Regions from separate parts of the Mus musculus genome. Here region 2 is linked to region 1. A link is a loop called in an ENCODE intact Hi-C map of the cell type or tissue named here. Cell type or tissue: heart. All regions are shown on one strand.

What was found. Peaks named below come from ENCODE experiments on the same cell type or tissue, not always from the same donor. Only the 100,000 strongest peaks of a DNase experiment are listed, where the experiment ranks them.
Region 2: a loop joins it to region 1, with 4 times the contacts of the local background. A loop is called at or near these places in 3 of 42 quality-filtered maps.

Annotation. Positions count from the first base shown.
Region 1 is chr5:149,272,282-149,280,281 of GRCm38, reverse strand. Alox5ap (arachidonate 5-lipoxygenase activating protein) reads right to left here. Exons shown (of 5, transcript NM_009663.2): 2 at 7,802-7,901; 3 at 1,036-1,106. Among named protein-coding and RNA genes, the nearest start is that of Alox5ap, 11 kb to the right of the region's middle. In heart, CTCF peaks have their summits at 817 and 4,991 (motif pointing left); DNase peaks (open chromatin) are centred at 841, 5,271 and 7,551; H3K4me3 peaks cover 767 bases; H3K27ac peaks cover 876 bases.
Region 2 is chr5:148,813,702-148,821,701 of GRCm38, reverse strand. No RefSeq gene overlaps it. Among named protein-coding and RNA genes, the nearest start is that of Gm36405, 8.4 kb to the right of the region's middle. In heart, no CTCF peak of the experiment used is centred here; no DNase peak of the experiment used is centred here; H3K27ac peaks cover 1,258 bases.

The DNA.
Region 1 (8,000 bases):
TGGTCCTCTGCAAGAACAGCAAATGCCCTTGAATCACTGAGACACCTCTCCAGCCCCCACCCACCTACTTTGTAATGGTCCGTTGGTATATTATTAATCCTCATACAATCAGGACAGAGTTGGCATACAGTAAATGCAAAGCGTATTTACAATCTAAGTTAGTACAGTAAAAGAATGCTTAGAAAAACTACAGGATTTAGAACTGAAAGACCCAGACTCTGGATCTGCCCAGGGCACTCATCAACTGAATAACCCTGAACAACTAATTTTTTCCCCTAAGGTAAATTGTCCTTGCCGGTCCCAGGGAAATTCATTATCCACTCTAGAGCCGTGTGGAAAATTATAATAACCCCATGTTTGTCAAGGGATCGCTTCTGGCCTCTCTGTATGGACCCTGCTGGGCCACTGAAGCTGTTTCAATCACACTGAGCCACTACCAGGTAAACGCCAGTCTTAGCCAGGGCTTTCGGTGCTCAGTCTCCAAACAGAGCTCAAAGCATATTATTCCGGTTTCCGTTCATTGCAGAGGATCACTCGGAATCAACCTGTTCTTCAGATTCGTTGAAGTCAAGGCTGTGGGCAGTATGCTTACCCATGTTCGGCTGGAACCCAGCCGGCGCTCGGTAGATGCATGCCCGGAGAAGAGCCACCACGCTGGAGCTTATTAACAGAAAAGCCAGCAGCAGCAGTCCCAAAATAGATCCCTCGGGCGCTCTCATTTACAATGCCCTTGTATCTGAGCTAACCCTGCTTACGGATTCTGAGTCACATTTAGCCTTAAACCACCCTTGTCAGAGCAGCGCTCTCAACCAGCCACCAGGGAGCAAGCATTAGCAATGCATTACCACACCACGCTGCGCCCTCACCGAGCATGCCCGGAACTCAACCTCCCCAGGGCTCTCATCTCTCCAGGGCATCCTGGATAAGAGCTGTGGGTCCGGTCAAGGCTATTCAACAAAATACCTGCCCTCTGAACCCCGGAGAGCTGCACATTATACAAAGAGAACTCACAAAGGGAGGGGAGTCTCAGGTTACCTTGGCTGCAAAGTAGTCCTGCAGTCCAGAGTACCACAAGGAAAGTGGGGTACGCATCTACGCAGTTCTGGCTGTGGGGCAAACAAGGCAGGAAAAAAAAAAATCAGAAAGCATGTGACTACAATGTAGCTTGAAAATTACCTGGAGAGCAATGCAGACACGAGGTGTGGTCGCGTCTGAATGGGAGCGGCAGGATGAAGATGCCCAACTAAGGGAAAGTGTGTCGGTAGACAGCGGCAGGGCGGGTGGAAAACATGGATCCCCAAAGTGTTAAAGAAACCAAGGTTCATTCACAAAAGAAGATGGGAGAAGGTCGTCCCTGCTCCCCAGCGGATACTGCCACTGTATCCCAGACACCATGCTGCTGTCTGACATCCCTTACAGGAGAGATCCCACATTCCTGCCACTGAACTAGATGACTCTGGGTTTGCTTTAGCTACGGTAACATGTAGCCACCAACTCAGTGGTTTAAGACAGGACAAATGCATTGAGTTACCATTCCAGAAGCCAGAGTCTGAAATGAATCTCCCTGAGCTACCATACAGGTGTGGCCAGGTCCGCATCCTCTCTGAAGCTCAAGTGGGTAAAGGGGTATTCCCTTGATTCTCCAGACTCCGGGATCCCAGTATTCCTTGGCTGCTGCCCTGTTCTGATCTCAAAGCCCAGGATGGCCAATGAGCCTTTCTAACGTCAAACCTTTCTCCTTCTTGTTTAAAAGATTTTATTTGTGGGGCTGGAGAAAAGGTTCAGTAGTTCAGAGCACACGATGTTCTTCTAGGAAGCCCAGCCTTAGATCCTAGTATTCATCTCTGTTGGCTCACGACCACTGTAACTCCAGCTCCAGGGAATATATCACCCTCTTCTGGCATCTTTGGGTACCTACATCCACATGATACACACTCACATACACACACACACACACACACACACACACACACACACACACACACACACACAGAGTGAGAGTGAGAGAGAGAGAGAGAGAACTGACTCAAATGAGATTTTTTTCAAAGCTAATCTGAATTTTTCCACATAATGAAATTACAGTCTCCTAGGAAGAGGTTAGGTAGGGGCTGTTATTCTGCCTACTGTAATTACAATCCTATTCGGATGAGACACCAAGGCCTACAGCAGCTGAATAACTCTCTAGGGTTCTCCCTATTCCCCCACCCCCCACCCCCGGTTAGGGATGGGGACTGAGGAAGGCCAGAATTCACACCTGCCAGTCTAGTCTCCAAACCCCTGAGAGATCTTTCACTGTGTAAACAGTAAGTGTCCTTGGGTGCAGCCTAGTCCTTCCACTGAATGAAACAAATATGTAAATATGTAGATATGCAAATTCACAAATATGTAAATACGCAAAAGCAACAGAACAAACCTATGAGAAGTGTTTGGGGAGCAACATGAGACTGTGTGAAGAACGGCTGATTGGCTCCGTCTTTGTCCTTGGCAAGACTTTAACAAAGCTATTTCTCTGGGTGGGTTCAGTTTCCTCACTCACTAAACGAAGGGTGTGGCAGCAACTGTGCCTCTCTGAGGCTAAGTCAGTGGTGTAAAGCAGAGGTTCCCAGGTGGGCCCCATCCCAGCAACACCCACGGCATCTGAGGGCTTACTGGATGCTCAAATGCCTGTGCTACCTCAATGTGTGGTGTTAGAAACTGGGCAAGGACCACAGCAACCTAGGCCTCAGCAAGCATTCCAGGTGGTTCAGTACATGATGCAATCCTAGAGCCATTGGTAAACAGGGTTTGGAGCTATACATTTAAAAGCCAAAATGCAATGTTCAGGCTGCTTCTTGCTAGGGTCTCATGTCTCAGAGCCAATAAGAAGTCAGCTCTTTTGAGGATGGGTACAGTAACCCCATATAGTTCGTATATTGCATATTGGCATATGTTAAATGTTGATCCCCCCAGAAAGCAGTGCTAAAAATACTTCAGTACACAAAGCAGAACCCTGCTGGCCTTATGGGGTCTGGCAGTCTGGATCCACACAAGTTCCATAGGTCTAACGGACACAGACTTCCAAAGGGCAGGAGGTCCTTACACGTGGCCCGTTTACAGTTCCTTACCTAGTAAACGGGTCCAAAACGCTCCCAGTGATAAGGCTGTCTCCCTGCTTCAGCCTGGTTCTTTTGTTTGTTTTGAAGTTGTGGTTTGGGGGAGGGGGAGGTGCGTGTCCACGTGCACATGTGTGCACACGTGCATGCGAGCAGCTATGTGTGGAGGACAGAGGTTGATGTCCTGTGTCTTCCTCCATCACCCCCCACCTTATTTTTTTTTGAGACAGGGTCTCATTGAATGTGGAGCTTGTCCATTAAGCCTCCCCAGTGTGAGGCTACAAGCTCTAACCACTACCCCTGGCTTTCTTCTCTTTTCTTTGCTTGTCCATTCACGTGATGGCTGAGGATTGAACTTCAGCCCACGGCAAGCACTTATTGCTTGAGTCATCTCTATAGCCCTTGAAGTGGTCATTTTGGCTAGGTAATGAAAGGAAGGGGGTCCCTAGCTGCCCAAGAGTCTGTACCTTAGAGAGAAACACCCAGTGACTAGAGTAGGCTCTCCACTGTCCTGCCTGTATTTTTGTCACCTTCTTCCAAATGAAACATGTTCTGTGTAGAGCTGGTATATCTGAATGAAACTTCCCCCCAAATATTACTATTACATTTCTTTTCCGTTTGAATAGATTTGTATCTTTCCTATTCTTCTTCAAAACAAAACTGGCAAACCCATCTCGACTCTCGCTTCGAGGCCTAACCAGGATCTGCTCAGCTGGTCTTGCGGTAAATCGCCACGCTGTATTCAAGCTGAAGTGCCAGGATCTGCCTGTTTTGTAGAGAGACCGAGGCTACCTTCTCTTTCCTCCCCCCCCCCCAACCTTTGTAAATATAATAGAGGAACAATTTAAAATTCTGTTAGTTTGTTTGGATTAAGTTAAGGTAACGAAATACCAGGACACCGTTGACATACTATCGACACCAGCCAATAGGCTCCTTGCAGACTTAAAATTACTATACCCTTTTCATTACTACACCCTGCTTGAAAAGTGAGCTCCCAGTGGACACCAAGAGGGGCTGGAGTATTGTGACATTAGCGTGACGTTTCTCAGACTGTGTACTGACAAAAAAAGTGAGGAGGAAGGGGGAGCCACTGTGGTTAATTATGACACCCCCTCGTGGTGAGGTAGACGGTCTTTAGCATGTTGGAGCGTCTCGGGTACCACAGGAAGCACTTCCTTCCTGCTGTAACATTGGTTAATGACCCATGAACTTGGAATCTCGGAACACACTTCAGGGAATTACACATCTCTGAACACCTGTCTCAGCTCACACCTACACTTATCCATACTCACAAGGAAGAGCCTGCCGTCAACTAACCAAACTTTGACACAGGCTCACTAGCTGAGCTTATGTGCCAAGACCAGAGGCACTGAACTACATTCTCTGCACTGAAAGAGTCAAGGTCCAGCCTAGAGCAAGACAGGTGGTCAGACAGGCTGTTAGTCAAGGGTGTCTGACCTGCTGAACTGCACTGATGTTGGCTAGGGCATCTGTTAAGCCCGGCCTCTCAAGCTAGCTATATCCCGTGAAGGTCATAGCTCATGCTAAAAATAACACACCTTGGGCTTTTATGTTCATCAGTAGATATCACTTGACTTTCATAGCCAAGATTTCAAAATATTCATGATCCTACCAAAATCTGGGTTTTACAGCTTATGACAGATATGTTTGTGGGGTAAGTTGTGTACAGTACTGTCATTCTGTAAGAACAGGTACAACTTCACATCTTAAGTTTTAAATAGTAGGATTAAATGCATGCTTTTGGGATAAGGAAATGTCTTAGGGGTTAAGAGCACTGGCTGCTCTTGCAGAGGACCTAGGTTTAGGTCCCAGCACCTACGTGAGGCTTACAAGCCTCTGATAAGTTCAGATCCAGTGAGCTGACTCCCTCTTGTGGTCTGCATAGGCACTGCACACACATGGTGCACAGACATGCATGCAGGCAAGGCATTCATGAACATAAAATAAAAATAATTGACTATTTAAATAATCCTTTTTGTTGTTGTTGTTCCTCCACCTCTTCTTGACTCTTCTAGAGGGCCCTGGAGGAAAGACTGTTGCTGTGGCTTTCTGTTAGAATATCATCACCGCCTTCCTGGTGTTCTCCAGGCATAGGCAGACAGCCAGTATCCGGCTACACAGATCTCCAGCCTCTTGCGCAGCCTCCATGGGCGTGGCCAAGTGCTTGTCGACTGAAGGAGGAAGCGGTCCTCAACAGAACCACAGCAGTGTCTGAGCAATCCCTATCTGATCGAAAACTCTCTTCCCTTCGCCAACCTCTCCACACACGACTTCCCTATCTGCTTATTCTCCTTCACCTCACAAGGCTGAGTGATGAAGACTCGTGGATTTTGAAAACTGGGCTACAAGCCAGGCAGTGGTGGCACACGCCTTTAATCCCAACACTGGGGAGGCAGAGGCAGGCAGATCTCTGTGAGTTTGAGGACAGTTACAAAGTCCTCATGGTCAGTTCCCCGAAACACAACAATCACTCAGCGCTAACCTAGCACATCTTCTTACCCTTGGAACCCCCACACCATCATAGAATTTCTAAACCACTCCCACAGGCCATGCAGCTCAACCACCAGCCTTAGATACTTCTGCAATTTGGAGGCCAGCAGCCAGAGGAACCCTGGGTTTGTAGAAACAAAGTTTTTTTCTCTCCTGGGGGCAAGTGACAGACGTGAGATAGCGACAACCTGGCATAAGTGATACACATCTGGAATCCCAGGGCTGAGTAAGGCACAGGCAAGAGGACCACACATCTGAGGTTAGCCTGGCCTACACAGAGAAACTATGTGGAAAGAAAGAAAGAAAGAAAGAAAGAAAGAAAGAAAGAAAGAAAGAAAGAAAGAAAGAAAGAAAGAAAGAAAGAAAGAAAGAAAGGGGGAGAGAGAGAGGAGAGGAGAGGAGAGGAGAGGAGAGGAGAGGAGAGGAGAGGAGAGGAGAGGAGAGGAGAGGAGAGGAGAGGAGAGGAGAGGAGAGGAGAGGAGAGGAGAGGAGAGGAAAGGAGAGGAAAGGAAAGGAAAGGAAAGGAAAGGAAAGGAAAGGAAAGGAAAGGAAAGGAAAGGAAAGGAAAGGAAAGGAAAGGAAAGATCACCCAGGGTTGCTTCATTCACTGCCCATTGCCAGTATGGTGGAAACTCAGCTTCTAAGAATGTGCATGTGGGCAGGGGGTGGGGAGTGGGGACAACACACAGGCGGGTGGAGGGGTGGAGTCCATAAAATCTCAGGGTCACTGTGAGAAAGTAATCATCTGCACAGAGGGACACTACTCACCCCCCGCTGCTGGAGTCTGTGGTGGTTTTCTTTGAGCAATTTTGTCCCCAACCCTGATCAGAGATATCTTCATATCTCCCGCTCATGACATTTCCCAGGGACCCTTTTGTGTTATCTCCACAGAAGGATGATGCAAATACATTGGTGACAACCTACATAGTCATCTCCCTCTTCTTCTTCTTCTTCTTCGGATGGATTTATAATGCCTCTTAAAGTCTTTGAATGCCTTAGATTGACATTGACAATTAGGGAAGCCAAGCTCTAGATGGTAACAAAGAAATCTCCCTGTGGACCCTGCAGCAAAGGATGCCCTTAAGCTGGTAGGAGTATCTGCTAAGGAAGAGTGGGCAGGTGGGATGGAAAGTGAACATCCAGGGATGATCTGAAGAGGTTCCTAGGATGGTTGTGAGTGTTCCAGATGAGGCGTGCATCAATTTATAAGCTTAAGGACAAAAGGAGCCCCAGCTGGGGAACCTCAATGGAGAAGACCCTACCTGGGATGTACACATGCCCTACACCTCACAGAGAGAGTCTCTATGAGAAGTCATGCTCGCCTGAGAGCTCTGTCTCATCCTCATCCCTCAATCCCTTCAGTCCACAGGGAGCAAAGGGTAGCTGAGTGGGAGCCCCACTGGCTGCTCACACATCTGGAAGGGGCCTCAAGGGCTTTCTGAGTTTCCTAGAGAAACTCTCTGAGTTTGGTCCAATTGTCGGTGGCCATGATTTCCCCCCTTGAAAGTACCTTAGGAAGAATCAAATTCACTCCTGAGGTTGGAACTGACACCCACTCTCAAGGTAGCCCTCTATCAAAGCGGGGAGCCTGTCCTTCTGACTAACGGCAGGTATGCCTAGCTGACCCCAAGATGACTTAAAGGACAATCATGTTTGATTCATGTCACTTCAGGTTTGCAAGCCAAGTAGAACTCCACAAACCTCTTTCCAGAGCCACTCATGTGTCTCCCAACAGCTCTTCTATTCAAAAGTCAAGGCAAGAGGGCAGGGGACTTGCTCAGAGCCTCCGCCTTTCTGTCCTCGGTTTGATTGCTCAAGGGGCCCCCCTGTTATGAAACTCAGTGACGTCATCCAGACCACCACTGGACAAGCCCAGGGTGGTGTGTGGAAGACACTTCTTGAGCTGCTGTGTGAACATCTGGCTTGAGTTGAAGGGCTTCAACACCCACAGGAAACTGGTCAGTGCAGGCACTAAAGGCTGCCAGGGCGTTACTGGATCATAGAGACCACACCTCCCCTCCCCCATCACACTTCCTTCCTCTAAGACTAGGGAGCACCAAGATGAGGAAGGGCATCCAGCAGCCTGCCTCCTGAACACTCTGCAGGTTGGCAGAGGCAGATATTGCATGGGGGATAGTCTCATTCCGCCATGCCCATGTCCCCACCATTATTTTAGCAGCACCGGAGTTTAAACTCACTTGGCAGTGTAGACCCGCTCAAAGGCAAGAGTCCCGGTCCTCTGGAAGCTTCTCCCATTATGCGCCTTGCTTTCATGCTCCACCTTGTGGGCAAAGAACGCTGAGAGAGAGAGAGAGAGAGAGAGAGAGAGAGAGAGAGAGAGAGAGAGATCATTCTTTAACTGTTTTGCTAAAACATTGTAATGCTTCCTGGATTTGC
Region 2 (8,000 bases), 460 kb after region 1:
CACCCTTACCTCCAATTTTATGTATTTTTCCCTCCCTGGGTAAGTCTGCCTTTACAATGTCCATTCTGACCTAGACATGACAGCCATTGGACTAAGGGTCCACACTAGCCCTGTGTAGCACTATTTTAATTTTAATGTGATTAGTGACATTTGGAACAATCTTTTTTCCCCCTCTGAGACAAGGTTTCTCTGTGTAGCCCTGGACACGGGGATCTTTCTGTGTCTGCACCCCCCCCCCCCCAGTGCTGGGATCAAAGTCATGCACCACCACTGGCCAGTTGAAACAATCTTATTTTCTGATGGAATCACATTAAAAAGCTTAGACTTGGATATGTGTCTATTTTAGAGGGTCACAATTCACCCCCTTACAGATGTTCCAGTGATTTTGAGTTCACACTGAATATAAATAAAGGTGGGGAAAACTGACTTGCTCAAACCCCCAAAGAGAAGGTACGAGGGCTCAACGATGGGAGGCAAATTAAGAGGGAAAAGGGAGGCGGCCCCTTGTTTGGACTTCAAACACAGATGCTAGACCCTTGCTTGTGGTCTCCTGGGATGTCCTGCCAGATGCTGACCCCTGGGCCAGGGGACTCAAAGCACTGTATTCTCCAGCGTCTCCTTGGATTATATTTAATGAATTGGCCATCAGCTCTCACTCTAACGGCCTTCATCCTCGACCCCCAACAAAAAGAAGAGCAACAGCAGCATCAACAAATTCTGACCGATAACGACTCAAGCCAAACCAAACCCCCCCAACCCCCCTCCCCCGCCTGCCACCCCCGAATTGAAAACCACCTTTGATGGCCTGGATGCGGTTATCACAATAATTGTCTGCAGAGAAGAACGGGATGGCACCAGAGACCTGTCAGGAGGCGACAGGAAGCAGAGGCAGCATGACTTATTGTTGGTGACACGGATTCATCTTATTAAGGAGTAATGAATGGGTTAGCTCGGCAATTAATCACCAAAGCCTACTCCCCGGAGCTAGGAGAAACGGGAAGTGCCGAAATAAAGACAAGAAGAAAAGCTGTCACAGAGGCAGCGCGCTTTTCACGGATGGAGCTGGCTGACGGAGCCACGTGTTGCGGTCACCTGGAGGGATGTGTGAGTCAGAATCAGCGGTGCTGAGGCGCACTGCCTGACCCGGGCAATCAAGTCCTTGAGGGGTGAACCCGGGAAATCGCGTTTTTTCTGGCGCTCCTGAGATGATTCAGTGCAGCTAAGCTTTGGCACACTGAGAGAGGGGGGAGGGGGAAGGAGGGAGAGAGGGAGGCTAGAGCATACCCCCCATGTCCCTTAACCTCCCCCTACCCCCCACTTACGTCAATGATGCTGGCTCACCCGGGCCAGGCACCAGGATGCTACTTACTTGCTGCACCATTACCTCTGGTTAGCCGGGTTATTCTGAGAAAATGATTTTGATGAGGTCATTTTGGGGTGACTGTTTTATACCAAAAGGCCCTCAACAAAACATGAAAGCGGAGTTTTATGGCCTGAGCCTTCAGCACCCCACTTCCTAAAGACAGTGTGGCCTACGTGTGGGTAGAGAGCATTGGCTTCATTTGTGACTTGGGTAGGAAACAGTTGAGAACTTGGTGGTTTCTATAAGCACTGAAATGTCCTCAACTCAGGACAAATACAAGCATGTCACACTGTCCCCTGTTTCAGGCTGCTGCAATAGAATACGTGAGACTGGGTGTTTCACGAAGAGCAGAAATTGTTATACCATAGAGGCTGGGAAGGTCAGATGCACCGGTGTCAGGGAAGGTGCACAGCTAAGCACCTTCACCCTGCTCTCCCGTAGTTAAGGTGGAAGCAGGGCAGCGCGAGATAGCAGCAAATGGGCTGAGTTTTCATCTGTGAGGAAGCCATTCCTTCAAAAGGACAGTACTCCATTTGGATTTGATTGCCTCCCAAAGATCTCACTTCTCAACGTATTTGTGTTGAGGACCTAATTCTCAACATGTGGACTTGAGGGAGACACCTTCCAACCACAGTGCCTCGGTAGTAAACTAGTAGTGGCAAATTGCCAAGAGACTTCCTCCGAGAGGAGGTTCTTTCAAAGGACACTGTGGGTGGAACCTCAGAGCCGTGTCTGCCTATTGGCTCGTGGCCAAGTCCATTTTGCACCCTACCCAATGACACAGCAAAGGAAGGCGCAACCTGTGCTAGCAGGGGTCATTCTCTTTGGTTTGTCTCCCTGTCTGACACCTGCTCAGTCCCCTCATGGTTGTTTTACACCTTTATCTCCCAACACTGGCCAGAGAATTGCCCTAAATTTGAGACCAGTCTGGTCAACAGAGTGAGTTCCAAGCCATCCAGAGCTATAGAGTGAGGTCCTGTGTCAAAAATAAAAAACAATAAAACAAAAACAACAAAACAAATCAAACTGAAAAACCTTACAGGTGTAGTAATTTGTTTGTTTGCTTGTTTGTTTGTTTAGAGAGTTTCTCTGTATAGCCCTGGCTGTCCTGGAACTCACTCTGTAGACCAGGCTGCCCTCGAACTCAGAAATCCACCTGCCTCTGCCTCCCAAGTGCTGGGATTAAAAGCATACACTATGACTAGCAGGTGTAGTAGTAATTTATAGGTGTAGTAATTTATAACAAAACATACATTATTCAAAACAGTGTGAGCTCTTCCCCTGCCCAACCTAGGTGACTTGGTAAGAATTTATCTTGGACATATTTGTGAAGTCAAGGCTGAAGGGACGCTAGACAACTAGAGCTTGTGGTTCTGGCAGGCCAGCCTTGCCCTTCCCCCAGATTCCCTCCTCCTTGCTAAAAGGATTACATTCCAAAAGCTAGCCACCAAGGTCTATTCCCTTATTTGGCCACTTCCTCCTCCTGAGGCTGACCACCAAGGTCCAGCTATCAAAGTATTGAAGTCCAGCAAGCAAAAGCCCCCTTTGTCTCACCTGATTAACATGCCCAGTAAAACGGAACACCTCTTCCTAACACGGGGTTTCTCAGTTGACCTTTATAGACCACCGTTTTCCTATGTGCCACGTCTGTCTCCTGTCTCTAACCAGAGACAGTCCTTTGTCACCTCTGATAAGTTCCCCTTCCTCTTCCCCCTTCCCCCTTCTCTCCCCTCACCCTTGCTCCCTTCCCCCTTTCCCTCTTTATCTCCTGTCTTTGTCCCTTATCCCTGCCTCTGTCCCTCTGTGGCAAATCGTCTTCTTGGGCTGAGAATATCGAGTTGGGTGTCTTGAGCTGCCTTTGAGGTTCTTGACAGCAGCCCCTTCCTGTCAGACAGACCCATCAACTGACCCTCTGCTTCCTGCTCCCTTGAGATCATCTTCCTGTTCCTGTTTCCTCAAGATCACCCTTGCTTCCCTCTTGCCAACTGCCTCCCCTAAATCCATTAAGTGTCCAGATATCCTCAGACTTCAAGCACTCTGAACAAATCCACACTCCCAATTACAAGACAGAATTAAACCCAGGCCTTCTCCTCTCTGACACACACACACACACACACACACACACACACACACACACACACACGCTGATGGCCAAGCCCTCACTTGGGTCAAGGTCATGCAACAACAAACTCTCTTCCTCAACTCCACTGAGCCCTCCTTAAATGCCGCCCACTGCTTTCTTCCAGCTTCTCTCCAAAGCCCTCAGGTACTTGCTGTCCCCGCCCCAGGTCACCCATTTGCCAGCGTCTCACTCCCCCTGACTGCTTGACCGTCTAAGTCCCCCCTTTGGGAACAAAAGCCAAGTTCTCTCAGCCTTTGCACACCAATCTCCAAAGCCTGTTACAGACGCCCCTCTCACCGCTTGCTAAGTGCCTCCCCAATCATCCATATTCCTAAAATGTTACAATTTTAGAACCCACCTAAGCACCCCAATAAAGATTGTTCTGACATAACAAACGCCTCTCAGATTATAGTCTCCCCAACAAAGCCACCTTGCTTTCAGATAACGGTTGTTCCCCCAATTAACCTCACACAGCCAAGCAAAATTTCCCCAGCTCCTCTCAAGAACTCTCAGAAGGACTCCGGATAAATAGTCCAGGGACCTGCCGACCAGGGAAGGTGAATATGGTCTGTGTATCCCGGATGTTTCAGAAGTCTCGGTCAGTACCGTTGAGGGGAACTGCCGTCTCCACATGGCTGTCTTGGGGGAGTCCCACAATTATCGATATCAAGTGGAGTGGCCATGGCGACCTACAGAAGACCTTGGTCCATAGTCATAGCAATGAATTCAGCAGAAGCCTGTGATGGATTGACCCGTGGGTTGCTGGGGAGGGACTTCTAGGTGACGCAGCTGCCATCGGAGCACCCATGCTCCTGGATATTGATTTGTCAAGCTCCATGCAGATGTGCTTGCTTCTTTGACCTGAGTATCCTTTCTGGGATCAGTAGACATTCCTTTACATCCCAGGTGACAACTGAAAACTAGCCATTTGCAGCTTGGATGCTCTTCCTTCAGGGATCTATCCTACCCAAGGCTCCGAGGCTGCTTCTGAGGGCCTGCCTGCCGCTCTGAACAGGGCTCCTCCTCTGTATTCTAGGAAGTGTGCGTGCGGCTACAGTACTACCATCCCCGACATACCTTAGACATCACAGGCTGGGGTGGAGCCTGCTGGGGGCCTCAATCATGAACCAAGGCAGACAGAAGCCTGCACCAGCTCAGGATGGGGTGCTCCGCGCAGGCACAGGCCTCCCATGTTAACAGGACATCATTGTTCGCCACCGCTGTGCCTTGATGCTTAGCTCAGGATAGCAGTCAGCTCTGGTCAGACAGCCTCAACAACCCCGAGGAGTCATTAGAAGCAATCAGGCCAGCTCCTGGAAACACTGCGGTCAGCAAAGTAAGAGATGTGGATTCTAGCACTGTGGCCTGGGGGAAATGCAGGCTGTGGGGAGACCTTCCAGCCCATGCTGAACCTCCTCTAGGAGACCCTCCCTTCATAGCAGGTCCCCACCACAGGCCAAGGCTCAGAATATAAATTTTCTTCCCCTCTGTGCCTTGCAGAAGACCCTCATAGGAACACGACTCAGAGGCATATGACTGGAAGTTTCTGTTACTGTCACATAAGGAACGAGACCCCCAGGTTAATATCCTGGTGGTTTGTAGACGAGAGGCCCCAGAACACCGAGCCATCTAGGGTAACTATTTAGACCTCCATAAAAGAATCCAGAGGCTGAGGTTAAGGGAGGTTCAAGGAGCCTTGGCTGTGTGGGTCTGAGCTGATGCCTCCTCAGAGGGCTGGGAGCTGGGAGATGCTAGGGTTTATGCCAGGAATCGCTGAGCAGGGAGGACCTCAAGGCTCTTTGGCTGTGTGTTTTCACAGAGATGAACTGGAGCCCGAGCTTATGGAACAATGCGCTGTTGACCATGTAGAAACTATGCTTGTCTTTCAGATCACAGACATTTGTTTCCATGGCTCGGAAAAAAAAAATCTGTTCTAGCCAGGGTATACAGGGTGGCGATGGTGGTAGTGGTGGCACACACCTTTAATCCCAGCACTCAGAAGCAGAGGCAGGTGGATCTCTGAGATCAAACCCAGCCTGGTCTACAGAGTGAGTTCCAGGGTAGCCAAGTATACCGGCTGGTTTTGTGTGTCAACTTGGCACAGGCTGGAGTTATCACAGAGAAAGGAGCTTCAGTTGGGGAAATGCCCCCATGACATCCAGCTGTGGGGCATTGTCTCAATTAGTGATCAAGGGGGGAGGTCCCATGGTGGGCGGTGCCATCCCTGGGCTGGTGGTCTTGGGTTCTAGAAGAGAGCAAGCTGAGCAAGCCAGGGGAAGCAAGCCAGTAAGGAACATCCCTCCATGGCCTCTGCATCAGCTCCTGCTTCCTGACCTGCTTGAGTTCCAGTCCTGACTTCCTTTGGTGATGAACAGCAGTGTGGAAGTGTAAGCTGAATAAACCGTTTCCTCCCCAACTTGCTTCTTGGTCATGATGTTTGTGCAGGAATAGAACCCCAGACTAAGACATCAAGACTACACAGAGAAAACCTGTCCCAAAAAACCATTAAGAAAAAAAAAATAAACCTGTTCTGCCATAAGGGTCTCGCCTCCTCCACCCTTCTTCTCTCCCACCGGAATTCTGTCAGAGAGATGGACCGGTGAGAACTGCTCTGCACTTCCAAGGCCCAAATTACCCAGGAGGGGGCTCTCAGGTTGCCTGGGTTACCAGATGGTTTACTAACCCGAGGTGTCTAAGAGGACAAAGCCAGGCTCAAATGGAACATCCTTCCAGAAGATGTCCTCTGAGCCTGGTGAGGGATTTTAGTTGTTGCCAAAGGAGTCAGTCCACAGGTCAGTTGCTTTCTGCCAGAGAAACTGTGTCAGACTGGAGAAATCAGGCAGCCAGTAAAAGGCACAGCTGTGGGGTACCACCTGCACTTCTGTAGCACCTTCCAGGCAGGGGGGTCGTTTTCAGCCTTCCTAATGCTCTGACCCTCCAACACAGCTCCTCAGGTTGTGGTGATTCCCAACTATGACATTATTTCCTTGCTACTTCATTACTCTCATTTTACACAGTTATGAATCGTAATGTAAATATCTGATATGCAGGATATCTCTTATGTGACACCTGTGTGTGTGTGGGGGGGGGGTCACAATCCACAGGTTGAGAACCACTGGCCTAGACCTTCCTCTAGTTTGGACTCAGGTCAGGTCAGTGGAGGTTTAATCCCACCAGCACCAGGGTCTCCCCCTAATCATTAACTTTTAAATCCATTGAAAATCTGGAAAGCTAGCACAGCAAACAGAGCCATCAGCCAGAATTGCCAATTAGCACTTTGCAACACTTGCTCTCTGTCTCTGCTACCCTCCTATGCCTTTGCACTACAGCCCCCTGATGAGGAGACACCCCTTCCCCACTCCAGGAGGCTCCGAGGATTGCTGGCTGCACTGTGCAGCCAGCTATTCTCCCTAACAAGTGCTTACAGCCAATCCTTCCCTGAGAATGACATCGGTTACATTCTGTTACATTGTAGAGGTAATGAGAAATGGGTGGTAGTCCCAGCCTGAATCTTTTTCTGAATCCAGATATATGCTAGATACTGTAACAAATTACCTGAGGCTAGACGCTTTATGAAGAAAAGATGTTTGTTTTGGCTCATAGATGGGGTAGGGTGATGAAGTTCAAGATCAGGGTCTGGTCAGTTTCTAATGAGGGTTTCAGAGACTGGATATTCACTGCAGACAAGGGAAGCAAGTGGGGGAGAAAGACCAAGTGGAGGCGCCATGTTTATTTTGTAACATGAAACTCTAGTTTCATGAGACCTGCCTTACTCCCTCAAAGATGGATGCTAGTCCCCAAGACTGCTATGGCCCCATGACCTATTCACTTCCTACAAGGCCCTATCTCTTCAAGGTCGTCAATACCAGGACACCACGAACTAACTTCCAGAAGGTGAACCATTGGGAGAGACGTTTCATCCAAAGCTGGGGGATCCACTTTAAAATCTCATGTGCTTCCTGTTCCCCAACAGCCTTCAGCGACAGCCCCTGCATCCTCTGACAATCCTTGACTGAGTCACTGATGGTGGTGGCTGTAAAATACAATCCCTTCACTTTTCATAGACCTGTGGGCATTTAAAAGTCCAGCTCATTATCAGCTACTGACTGGTAGATGGTCTGTAGGTCAGTCTCAGCCCCTCTGAGCTGGTGTCTCCACATTTCTGACACATCCCACTTAATTCCTGCATCACCTGCTTTTTGAAACAACAGAATGTTCAGGGCTCACTGTGATGGTTTGTATAAGTTCGGCCCAGGGAGTGGCACTATTAGAAGGTATGGTCCTATTGGAGTAGGTGTGTCACTGTGGGTGTGAGCTTTAAGACCCTCACCCTAGCTGCCTGGAAGCCAATATTCTTCTAGCAGCCTTCAGAAGAAGATGTAGAACTCTCAGCAGTTCCTGCACCATGCCCGCCTGGATGCTGCCATGTTCCTGCCTTGATAATAATGGACTGAATCTCTGAACCTGAAAGCCAGCCTCAATTAAATGTTGTCCTTGTAAGAGTAGCCTTGGTCA